Linked DNA regions of Mus musculus: regions 1, 3 and 4 are each linked to region 2. A link is a loop called in an ENCODE intact Hi-C map of the cell type or tissue named here. Cell type or tissue: left cerebral cortex. All regions are shown on one strand. Links, peaks and the distances in the headings refer to the core of each region. The heading gives the core; the rest is flanking DNA.

What was found. A loop is a pair of places that touch in the nucleus more often than their neighbours do. Peaks named below come from ENCODE experiments on the same cell type or tissue, not always from the same donor. Only the 100,000 strongest peaks of a DNase experiment are listed, where the experiment ranks them.
Region 1: a loop joins it to region 2, with 2.1 times the contacts of the local background. A loop is called at or near these places in 4 of 42 quality-filtered maps.
Region 3: it touches region 2 in a loop (2.7-fold over the local background); 3 of 42 quality-filtered maps call a loop at or near these places.
Region 4: it touches region 2 in a loop (2.2-fold over the local background); 3 of 42 quality-filtered maps call a loop at or near these places.

The regions. Positions count from the first base shown.
Region 1 is chr4:125,644,408-125,646,907 of GRCm38, forward strand. All of the region lies in intron 5 of Grik3 (glutamate receptor, ionotropic, kainate 3), which reads left to right. Among named protein-coding and RNA genes, the nearest start is that of Gm32807, 85 kb to the left of the region's middle. In left cerebral cortex, for the core only: no CTCF peak of the experiment used is centred there; a DNase peak (open chromatin) is centred at 945; H3K27ac peaks cover 368 bases.
Region 2 is chr4:125,702,433-125,704,932 of GRCm38, forward strand. Grik3 (glutamate receptor, ionotropic, kainate 3) reads left to right here. Exons shown (of 16, transcript NM_001081097.3): 14 at 1,901-2,123. Among named protein-coding and RNA genes, the nearest start is that of Gm40249, 130 kb to the right of the region's middle. In left cerebral cortex, for the core only: a CTCF peak has its summit at 1,120 (motif pointing left); DNase peaks (open chromatin) are centred at 232, 653 and 1,107; H3K27ac peaks cover 1,129 bases.
Region 3 is chr4:125,158,124-125,162,603 of GRCm38, forward strand. All of the region lies in intron 2 of Gm32611 (a long non-coding RNA gene), which reads left to right. The region is part of intron 2 of Gm40245 (a long non-coding RNA gene); the gene reads left to right. Among named protein-coding and RNA genes, the nearest start is that of Gm40245, 10 kb to the left of the region's middle. In left cerebral cortex, for the core only: a CTCF peak has its summit at 2,375 (motif pointing right); a DNase peak (open chromatin) is centred at 2,397; H3K4me3 peaks cover 202 bases.
Region 4 is chr4:125,623,981-125,626,480 of GRCm38, forward strand. The region is part of intron 2 of Grik3 (glutamate receptor, ionotropic, kainate 3); the gene reads left to right. Among named protein-coding and RNA genes, the nearest start is that of Gm32807, 65 kb to the left of the region's middle. In left cerebral cortex, for the core only: a CTCF peak has its summit at 1,056 (motif pointing right); no DNase peak of the experiment used is centred there.

The DNA of each region.
Region 1 (2,500 bases), core at 1-2,500, 58 kb before region 2:
AGAGTGTGCTATCTGCTCTGCACCAAATGATCGAAAAATGGCATCTGGGACATCACATGTCTTGCCCAGAACTCAGAACAGATCATTGATAAAGGCTTAGGCTCTTAACTCTGGGTCTTGCCCTGTGGCCACTCCAGGGCACTGTTCTTCCTCCCACCCCTTTCTGAGCACAGGAGACCAGGCTCTTCCAGGGATATGTGTCCTCCACAATACGAGCAGACAGCTTTATGGGGGTGGGGGGGCTGTGTATCATGGGTCTTCCACGGCAATCCCAGGACACTGCCCCCATGTGTCAGGGCATCCGCTGTGTCCCCCTAGGTCCTCTTCCCTGATCACAGCCCATTGCCAGCTTGAGGGTCTTCCTTCCAGCCCTGTTGGCTCAGGGCTCTGCCTCGTGACTCCCCCTTTTCATGCCCATTGGTCAGTGGTGGCTACACTGGGGAGGGCAATGGTATTTGGCATTTTATCTTAGGAAAGGCGCATCATCAACCTTTCCCCCCTCGAAAAACCTCTCCAAAGTCACTTCTCCCACGCAGAAGACATTTTAATCACCCCAGCCGCCATTACCGATGCCAGGCAGCTTTGAGCCCTTCCCAGATAACCCTGTGCTAATCAGCCACGGCTGAGCCCCCGGTGCATGGCATGAGGAGGTAAGAGCCTGGAGGTGAAAGAGAGAGAGGGAATTATAATAAATTAATAGATAAGCAATCACAATTAATGCCACTTCCCGGCAATAACAGTTACATCATGGGAAAGATATTTTCATCTGTCGTTCCTTGAGGCCATGTTTCCCGAGCATCGGCTTCTCCCCATTCAGACCCATGGGGTGCTAATGAATTAGTCTATTATGTTATGCTGAATGTTTCTAAAAGGTCCCCAGTCGACAGTGAATTCAGTGTGTCAACATTTGGCATCGGAAATGCAACTTTTTGCCAAGCTGCAGAGTTGCCCACAGTTCACCGTGTTGAGCACTTAGGGTCTTGGCCCCGGGGCAGTTTGAACAAAAAAACACGAAAACAAGAGCTGAACAAAGAGGCCTCTTCTCCAGCTCCTCCATGCCACTGCCCTCATACCCCAGGGATGGGGGTGCTCTGTGCCACTGGGCATAGGAAACGCACGTCATAGAGAAGCCCAGACGGGAGTCTGACTTGGAGGGAGTGACTCCATGCCCTGCCACCCACTAGAACTTACATCTAGACTGTCCCCCGTGGCCTCAGCTCCTGCTTTGGATACTTGTTCCATAGCTGGTGGCAGTAATTTTGGAGGACCTTAGGAGATAGGGCCAGCTGCTGTAACTAGGTCCTTCAGGGTTACACACAGCCCCTGGTTCCTGCCACACTTCCTGCTTCCTGCTCCACCATCATAGGAACACTTATTTCAACACATTCCCACCTCTCCAGTGTCCACTGCTTACTCTCCCTTCCCCTGACTATGATAGGATCCAAGTCTCTGAAACCCAAAGCTAGAATAAGCCTTTATTTGCTTGAACTTGTCTGTCAGGGATTTTGTCACAGCCCTGAAAAAAAGCAATCCCATGCCCCCATTGCAGCTAGGCACCAGGCAGAGCAGCCTCTCTAGCACGTGAGCCTCCCCATCAGTGGTTCTCCATCTAATGCTGCGACCCTTCAGTACAGTTCCTCATGATGTGGTGACCCCCAACCATAGAATTATTTCATTGCTACATCATAACTTATTTTGCTACTGTTTGAATCATAATATAAATATCTGATATACATGATATCTGACATGGCATCCCCAAGGGGGTCTTGACACACAGGTTGAGAACCACTGCTCCCCACCAAAGCAGAGATGCCATCCTTCATACTGAGTCAGAGGCCCTGGGAAGGCTACTAATTGAGCCTCTGTCAAGTCTTGGCAGAGCCTCACACTGAGATGGGTGAGCATTAGGCATGGTCCCAGCAGCTCAACTCCAGCCCCAAACTTACATACACACTGCAAATCGACAATCTGCCTCACTCTCCAGGCCTTCCTGGAAGGGGCTCTTAGGCCTGGGTCTAGAAGCAGACTTCTATCAGTGGCTCACCCTTCTTCCCAGGCAACTCACCGGCCTACTCCCAACTCACATCCTCACAGAGAGCCTCCTCCAAGGAGACGGTAAACATTGAAACAGTCAGGACGTTGCTAGCCTAACTGACACTTCTTTCCACAACCGGGGTCAAGAATGCTTAGAAACCCCATGTTGTCACAAGAGGGGCTCAAAAGTGCCTAAGAGTTCATAAGGATGTCAGACCCCAGACCTTAACAGTCGCTGCCTGTTAGGAGGAAAGCCTGGGGTCCCAGAACCAGAGCTGGATCATTGATAGACTTGTGTCTATGTAAAGGAGCGACCAAGGGGCACTTCCAGGAAGGACTGCTGCTTCTCTGAGTCTCAGAGAACAGCGCAGACACTTTGAGCTAACCCGGTCTAGTGGCTGGGATATATCCAAAAGCATCCAGCGTAGAATGAGAAGCTCTGGCAGGTAGGGCAGGGCAGAGGAAG
Region 2 (2,500 bases), core at 1-2,500:
AGAAATTGGGTAGTGCTAAGGATAGGAGCTTGCCAAGCAGGAAGAGGGGCCAAAGGAGCTGGCGGAGGAGAATCTGCATATCAGAAATTATCTGGAAAATGAGAAACATCTGGAGCATCCGAAAAACCAGGGATGAGAACCATCTCTGAGGGAAGAGGTGTTGGCGGGGGAGCACTTGGGGAGGAGCTGAGGTAGAAAGAGAGCTGGAAGGTGGCTGGCTACAAAGTTGGGCAGAAGGCAGGTGGCTGTGGGGGTAGGGCCGCTGAGAGCAGCAATGGCTGCCTACAAAAGTGGTTGGGTGAAGCCTAGAGAGCCAGGGCCATCAGAACCCTTTGTGCACCGGCTTTGAGGCACGTGAGTTTGCAGGCAGGGAACAACAGCTCTGTGAAAGGTTCCACGCCCTGAAAGTACTCAGTGACTCCATGCTGCTCTGATATTCATTCCTGTGCTGTGCTCCGTCCCTGGACCGTGCTGTGGACATCGGCCACCAGTTTCAGAGGGCCTATCCCATGCCAGAGCCCAGAAGCACCCAGAGAGAAGAAAATACATGTTCCTCTCGGGCTTCCTGCCCGCCTCTGGCAGCCATGGCCTGATTCCCTGCCCTTCCCCCAGGCCTGTGCCAGCCTGTGGGAGGGCACCCATCTTGTCACGTGTATCAGAGCTGGGCTGGGTGCCAATCATACAGGCTGACATCACAGAAAGCCACTTCCAGAGTAGGAAACAGCCGATACAATAGGGGCTCTCAGAGCCACCTCTTCCCCCAGGACTAAGGCAGGGCTGGTCTCTGTTGGGACCAGGCAGCTGGCATACATCAAGTTCCCAGGGTGGCTCATGCACACATAACACAACCGGGGCAGGCACAGCAGCCCACCCAACAGGCTGCCACCCCACCTATGGTCTCAGGCATGAAGCCGGCACAGGGACCTGCAGTCCACTACTCCCAGGAGCCTCACCCTTTTCTCTGCTTGCAGTTCCCACTGGGCCTCTCTCAGGACTGAGAACAGACCAGAACCATACTCAACTCCTCTCCTGACATAGAGTGCACAAAAGGGGGGCACAGCTTTGGAGTGAAGTGGGGAGACAAAGTCCACCGAGCTTTACCTTCACTTGTGCCCCCTAGTGGTTACTCGGATACAATGCAGCTGTGTGGGTAGGCACTTGGATTGTCTCCAAAGAGTCTGGATTTGAAGCCTGCCTCTACCATTTCATCTCTGGATAGCCTTGGGTGAATTGCTTAACAGTGTTTCAGCTTCCCCGTCTGCAAAACGGGCTGATAACACGTACTTCCTGTGATTTCGGCGAGTGAGTTCCTACAGCTAAGGCCCTTAGAACAAGACCTCTGCTTGTTAATTCCCTAACAGGTTTTGGAGAAAACTGATTTTGAGGAAGTCAGTCAGAGACAGGAGACTTTAGCTAGGTCGGCAGAGCATCTGCCTCTCATGTACATGAAACCCTGTTCAACCCCAAGCATCATATAACCCGGATGTGGTGACCCACCTGGGTTATATAATCCCAGCACTTGGAAGGCAGAGGCAGGGGTCAGAAGTCTAAAGTCATCCTCAGCTACCTAACGAGTTTGAGGCCAGCCTGGGCTAGCCTCAAACCTCTCTCAGAGTTTAATTAATTAGTTCCAAAGACTGTGCTATGGCAAAAATCCAGGGCTACCAGGGAGTGGGCCAGATTTTGGACCTCAGCGAACTGTGCCCAGCAACACCTCATGTCTTGGGCCTCGGTTTCTATACCCGTGCAGTGGCAGTGTTCCCTAACCCTACAGATTATACCCAGAGTTGGATATATGCAGAGTTGGAGCCATGCTGAGTGACTGAAGGGAGTGGAGCATGGGGGGGGAGGGGGGTTCTGTTTGCTTTGGTTTAAATATTCACATCCCTTTGCCACCCAGAAATCCAAGATCTCCACCTTTGAGAAGATGTGGGCCTTCATGAGCAGCAAGCCCTCGGCTCTGGTGAAGAACAACGAGGAGGGCATCCAGCGGACGCTCACAGCTGACTACGCCCTGCTCATGGAGTCCACTACCATAGAGTACATCACACAGAGGAACTGCAACCTCACCCAGATCGGTGGCCTCATCGACTCCAAGGGCTATGGCATCGGCACACCCATGGGTGAGCGAGCGGGGCACGGGGAGAGGGGTGCAGTGCAGACACGGGATCTTGAGTTCTTCCACCCTCCTCTTTGCACACAGTCCCCAGAGTCATTTCACGGAACCTGGGAAGGTGATGTTTCCTCAGGGGAGCAGAGGGATGGAGACACAATCCTGGCTTGGTCATCCCTGGCCTGTGAGGGCGGAGACAGCCTCTCCTTGCCCTCTCCTGGTTGATGCACCCACACACAGGGCCTCCCGGGGCCACAGGTTCTATGCCCAGTGAGTAAGGCCTCCCCACGAGATACCTTACCTGGACTTGAACAGGGTCCTTATTGAGAGAAATCCCTGTTGGAGGCTGGCAGAGGCAGCTCTAGTAAAGAGTCCCCACTGACAGCC
Region 3 (4,480 bases), core at 859-3,358, 540 kb before region 2:
ACTGTCCAAGCATAGTTAGAGCAACTTTCTGTGGTAGAGCTTGCTTCTTGCACTCCAGACTTGAATGACTGGTGAGGCTGACACACCAGGCATGGGGCAAAAAGCTGACTCACCCCAAGAAGAAATCTTACCTCTTCTAAGCCCTTTGCCCTACTAGGGTGAGCTCAGACAGAAGGGACCTGAACAGTGTGGCCATATCACACGTGGTGACTCTCTCATCTGCTGTGAATGGTAAAGAGGGCCTTGTTTCAGGTAGGCTGGAGCTTAGACCTCAGGGGTTCTTCAGGGTCTGAGTCTAAGGTGGGACAAATGAATAAGGGGAGTCGGGTGGGGGCAGGGTCCCTGGAGATAGCATTGTCTGCTCCTGGGTGATGTGAATGGGAGAAGGCACTGGTCATAGGCCAGGTGCTACTTTACAGTGTACCACACGGGTTAATTCATTTAAGCGCTCAAACACTGTGGAAGCAAGAACGTTAGCACCACACCATAAGGGGGAAGGAAGGATATAGGTGCCCGAGTGGTTGGCATGGATCGTCCGTGGTAAAGGCTACTCCCCAACAGATGGCCTTGAGTGTCTGCACCATTGCAGGATCGTTGAGTCTCCCTGGCAGTTTCCCTAGCCTGGATGTCCTTGAGGACAGTGATGGACCTGTCTCGGCCTTCTGTCCCCAGAAACTGATGCAGGCCCAGTGCCAGGAAGTTGATTAGAGACTGGAGGGAAGGGAGATGGGGAGAGGGGAAGGGAAGCTGATGGAGCGAGGCTTTCTCCGGCATCCAGGGGGCGGGGCTTACGCAGACCTCCACCAGCATCCAGGGCTTCCTGCCCCGTGCCTGTACCCACCCCAGCCTTCTGGGATCCCATCTGTACCGGTCACCCATGGGTGCTCCCCTGTCTCCTGAAGCTCAGCCGTCCCCTTGTCCAAATCCATTTTTCCACCAGACAAACGAGGTCTGGGCCCGCCTTCCCATTCCATCCGACAGGCTGGCTGTCAGCTGCCGTGGCAGCTGCTCTTGTCAGAAAAATTAAGAAGGAAGCAAGAGACGACACAGCCCCTGAGCTGCCAGCCGGGCAGAGACTCCAGGCCGATTTCTGCTGGGAAGGGATTGGGGAGCCAGCCTGGGCCAGTGGGGACATAGATCTCCAATGGTTCTCCTCCCCTAAGAAGGAAGGGTGGTTAAAAGTATGGTTTCCTGAGCCAACCCTCGGGTTGAGTCTCAGCTCTGAGTTGACCCCGCTGTGTGTTTCTTTGGGTCTCACTGAACCTCTCTGGGCCTTGGTTTTCTAGATTCTAAAACAAAATAAGGATAATTAGGTACAAATGAAGGGATTTATTACTAGTGAAATGCTCGGAACAAAATGTGTACCTGGCATCTAGCGTGATGAGTGCCCCTGGCAGTTTACGGAGGATCCCCTTGCCCCAGGGCTTGAGTATGAGCGAGAAGCTCTGCCTTGGCTCACACAGAGCCAGAGTGGTAGGGAGCCACTGGAGAAGGCTTCCTGTATTCTACAGGCCCCTGCGGACCCCAGGCCTGTTCCCTTTGCCCTGGGGACTTCCAGTGTGACAGGGGAGACTTAGTATAGGGACTGGGTACATCAGGAAGGGAAGGCATGAGGAGGATGGTGGCTGGTGGAGAGGACTTTCTGGAAGGCTGGGGAGACCACAATTGGCTGAAGGGTGCAGAGGTGTGAAGTCCCCCCTACCTTTGTTTAAAAAGGGTGTGTTTGTTTGTTTGTTTTTGTTATTTTGTTTTGTTTTGTTTTTTTGACAGGCTTTCTCTGTATAGCCTGGCTAGAACTCACTCTATAGACCAGGCTGGCCTTGAACACCGAGATCCACCTGCCTCTGCTTCCCAAGTGCTGGGATTAAAGGCATGCACCACCACTGCCCAGCTTAAGTTTTGTTTTGCAAGGCAGGATCTCACTCTATAGCCTTGGCTGTCTTGGAACTCATTATGTAGAACAGGCTGGCCTCAAATTCACAGAGGTCTGCCTGCCCCTGCTCCTGAGTAGGCCACTAGGCTGGGCCTAGACCTTTGTTTTGAAGACAGTTTTTTTTTTTTTAGGTGACTTGGAACTCACTATGAAGTCCTTGTTGGCCCCTTAACTCCTGGATTCTCTGTTCCTCTCCTAAGTGCTGGGGTTACAGGCAGGAGCTCTAGTGCCCAGCTGGTCTCTTCAAAAAAAAAAAAAACCAAAAAACAAAAAACATCTCCCTATGTTACCCAAGTTGGCCTCACAATTCCTGGGCTCAAGTAATCCTCCTGTCTCAGCTCCTGAGTAGCTGGGCATGCCACCAAAGCCCTACTAAGGCCTTCCCTAAGGGACTGTAGCACCCAGCTTGCAGGTCACGCAGCAGCTGAGCGCTGCAGGCTCCGTCCAGAAGGGGGCAGCCGCGGCGCGTGGATGTGTGTCAGCTTTGCTGAGCTCCTACCTAGGGAAGAGTCTAGGCAGGAGAGCTCAGACGCCGGTGTTCAGGTTTTCAGACTGGAGCGCCACCGTCACATCTCAGGAACAGTCCCGCTAGAGCGCAAGGACGCCCACAAGAGCAGGGGCCTTTAGTCATTCTCAGTCCTGGGACCATGTTAAAATCACTCCCGCAGTGCTAAAAATCTCCAGAGCCTGTGCCTTCCTCAGATTGCTGTCAATTAGTCTCTGGGGGCGGGGCCCAGGAACCGCAATTACAAAAAAATCTCCTCTGACATACTTAGCAGATCTGGTCGCCAGGATCTGAGATTGAATAAACACAGTCCTGGCTACCTTTTTCTTCCTGAGAGGGAAGTCCCGGATGGGGGGGACAGTCCTGGGAGTTCCTTTGGTTAGGGTTGGTTTCAAGGGTGAGAGGTGACAAAATTGACAGTGGACAAAGGTGCTTGCTCCCACCCTCGGAGGGGGAAGTTCTCAGAGGGCAGGTAGGTAGAATACATGCGTTCTTGAGCATGTGTGCACAGGCATGCTTTGAGAGTTCAGGGTGACTACGTGCCTGCACACACATTTCTCTGGCCAGTACAGGTGCTACATATGCATGCTGGTATAGGAGAGTTATTCATACTCAAGAGCTGCTAAACAACTCCTGTACAAATACGGGTGTGTGCGCACGTGCGCGCGTGCACACACACACACACACACACACACACACACAGAGAGAGAGAGAGAGAGAGAGAGAGAGCTGTGCTTTTTCCCTGGCTCACACGACCCACAGTGTGTGGCTACCTCAGGGGTGGAAACCTGCATGCCCCGTTTCCATGGGTCTTTTCAAGCCTCTGCAGGCGTGAAGCTTTGCTGTTTGAAGGTCTTTTTCCTTTCTTCTCCCGACCAGCCTGATCGATACGCCTCCCTGGTGCAGCCTCCCCACAGACCACACACACAGACTGGATCTGTGCGGACAGAGTCAAGTGTGGGCTTAGAAAAACCCACAACCCTTGGGGCCGGATTCTTTCAGCCAGGCTCCAGGTTGGCAGCTGGCCTTGCTAGTAGCAACCTCCTCATAGCGGATGCAGCTGGCACTGGGCACTGGATACCCACCCAGCAGGTCAGGCCCACCATGTTGAAAAGGATATGGGAGGTCCTAACGCTGGATGGGGACAGAGAACTCCTGGACAGACCAGTTCTGTTGGTGAAAATGGTGTGTGTGCTTACTGGTTGGTTGTTTTATTTGATTCTCTTTGAGACGAGAGTTCAGACCCGATGAAGAGTGAGCCATCTTTATTGTCACCGTGGTGGGAAGTGGAATCACATAGGAGACACACTTTTGGGTGTGTCTGGAAGGGTGTTCACTGAGCAGGGAAGGTCCTCCCTGAATGTGTGTGTGTGTGTGTGTAGTTGGGCTGGAGACATGGCCCATTGGTTAAGAAAGCACACTGTTCTTGTAGACAACCTGGGTTTCTTTTCTAGCACCCACACGGAACAGCCCATAACAGCCTGTACTCCTAGCTTCGGGGAGCCCACTACCATTTTTTTTTTTTTCTGGCCCATGAGACCATATGCACATGGTCCAGCCATCACACGGTCACATAGTTACAGAGAAGGCAATCTGGGCCGCACAAATCTCTTTGCATCATGATTTTGAATATCATGTGACCAGCCACTTCATGGCCTAGCCACCATAATGGGACATGACCCCTTACAGTATGCAAGGATAACCCCTGCGTCCTGTAAGTTGCTGCTGGTGAGGTGTGTTAGTCTAGCAAGGAGAAACATAACTAACACAGCTTTGACCTTCATTTAGAATGGAGGTAGCTTACACAGCCATGTCCACAGACAGCATGTCCACAGACAGCATGTCCACAGACAGGACCCTGTTGGGCATGGTCTGGGTTGAGGATGTTGGTTCTTTCTGTGAGAGAAGCCAATGTGCCTTTCTGTGAGGCACGTGCAGACCCCACACCCTGGACATGTGGCTTGGGATGGGACCTCAGCACCAGGCCACATGGGGGAGGGTCTGAGCTCACCTGTCCATAAGCTTTGAGGCAGGCCGCTTTA
Region 4 (2,500 bases), core at 1-2,500, 78 kb before region 2:
CCAGGACCTTTGAACCAAAGGGAACATTTTCAAACTTGATTTTTCTTTTCTATTATCCCTATCAGTGGACAAATATTATAACTATGTATGCTATAGGATGTGCTGTTTGGATACATGTGTGACTTGTGGATTGCTCTAATTGGAGGACCTCGCCCATCCACCACATCTAGCATTTATCTTTATCATTTATCATTTCTTTCAGGTAAGAACACTGAAAACATGCGTGCAACACATCATATTAACCGTAGTCACCTTGCTACGGGTCTTATTGCATCTTTCGTTGGCATCCTACTCGAGTAGCAATAGGTAGCATACATATAAAGCAGAGACTGTATTAGCCCCAGAGCACACCATCTGCCTGCCGTAAAAAGACTTTATAAGCACAGCGTGCTGCTCAGTGCCCGCAACATCTTGACCCCAGAACCTACAGAGAAGCCCTGAAGTCTGACACCGGGCCCTGTGTTCATATAAGTGTGAACTTTCTGTTGTCTGTTTCTGAGTCACTAGAAAGACCTGACTCACAACACAAGTTGTGGTGAGTCTAGTCAAAGTTGTACCTCACCTAAATCCTTAAAAAAAAAAAAGACTAAAACCAGATATTCCCCATATCTTTGCTAATTAGCAGACATATTTATACTTAAAAGAGGGAAATTCCATTGCCCATGGGTCTTCAAACATACGCCACAGTGCCTGACTTCTCAGTGCCTGGGTGAACAGCCAGTTTCCCGTGTGCTACCCAGCACACCCAAGTGCACAATGGGTTTTTTGTTACTATTTTTGTTGTTGTTGTTGTTTTGTTTTTTGTCTTTTTGTTTTTCAAGACAGGAATTGTCTGTGTAACTCTGGCTGTCCTAGAACTCACCATGTAGCCCAGGCTGGCCTCAAACCCACAGATCCGCCTGTCTCTGCCTCCTAAGTGCTGGGATTAAAGGGGTGCACTACCACTGCCTGGCTTGTTGCTATCTTTTTTAGATGATTTATTTTATTTTTGTTTTTTGTGTATGAGTGTTTACCTGTGTGTGGGTTTGGGCACCGCATGCATGCAGTGCCTGCAGAAGCCACAAGAGGGCGTCAGATCCCCCTGGAAAGCGGGTTTGATTGTGAGAGTGCTGGGAACTGAGCCCGGCTCCTTGGCTGGAAGAGCCAGTGCTCTTAATTGTTGAGCCATCTCTCCAGCCCCATTTTTGTGTCTTTTAAATGACAGATCCTATACACACACCCACTCGTGTGTTCATACACACAGTGAGCCCGCCAGGCTCATGGACTCTACAACCAGGGACCAAAAATACTCAGGAGAAGAAAAAAGAAAAGAAAGAGAAAAAGAAAGAGAAAAACCCAGTTGCTTCTGTCCTAAACATATATAGACTTTTCTGTGTCGTTTTCCCTAAACAATAAGCACAGCACCTATTTACATAGCATTTGCATTGCATTGTGGGAAGAGGCGTCTTGAGACTATAGAGCATAAGGCACAGAGTGAGGAAGATATGCAAATACCAAGCCCCTCTGTGCCAGGGACCCAGCATCTGCCAGTCTGCTATCTGCAGGGGGTCCTGGAACCAATTCCCTGCAGATCCTGAGGGAGACTGCATATCTGAACTATATTTTTACATATATATTTAATTCAAATTCAACTTAAAGGCTTAGATAACTGGAAATAGCTTCCATAGAACCTTCGATTTCCATGTAACCATTTAAAGATCTCAAGCCTAAGGAATCTCATTTCCAAAATGACTAGGTCATCTTTTCCGAAATATGATATCATAGCCCATCAAAGCTCATATCACAATTTTTAGTTAAATCGTTGTGTTTTAATGCACTTTCTCTTCTCCCTCGAGTTGTTGAAGGGGACACTCTCTTTGGGTATTTGATCTATTCCTGGGGCACCTGAGGGGTCAGGGACGATAGTTACTGCTCAGTAAAGTGGTTGCTGAATGAATTGATGAACCATGAGAACCTAAGAAAACATTGTCTAGGACCCCTGTAAACTGAGTTTAGGGCTAGGACCCCTGTAAACTGAGTTTAGGGCCAGCATCATCCACGTTTGTTCTGCTGGCTGAGACTCACCCAGCTCTCTGAAGAGTTTCCGATTTCTCTTCATGTAATCTCCTGGGCTGCCAGGGGCAGAGAGGCCACGATGTTACCTGTTCGTGGCTGTGTTTTCCAAAGCCCCATTCTGGTTAACTTTTGAGCGCAGGAAGTCTGCAGAGTGTGGCTGTAGAGCCAGGCTGCCCAAGCTGGTTTCCCAGCAACTACTACCTCAGCTATGTTGGAAAAAAATGCCTCGGTTCCCTACGATGTGAAAGCAGCGGCTCTGTTCAATGCTTAGGATTGTGTCTGACACTCTAAAAAGTGGGACTTGGCTCTAGGTACACTTGGCTCCTCTTTTCTACCCACTAGGCCATCAGGGCAGGGCCTGACTCACACAAGGACTTTCCCTGTTGTCACACACACACACACACACATACACGAGTGTACCTATGGTCAGAGGCCTCCAAGGTAT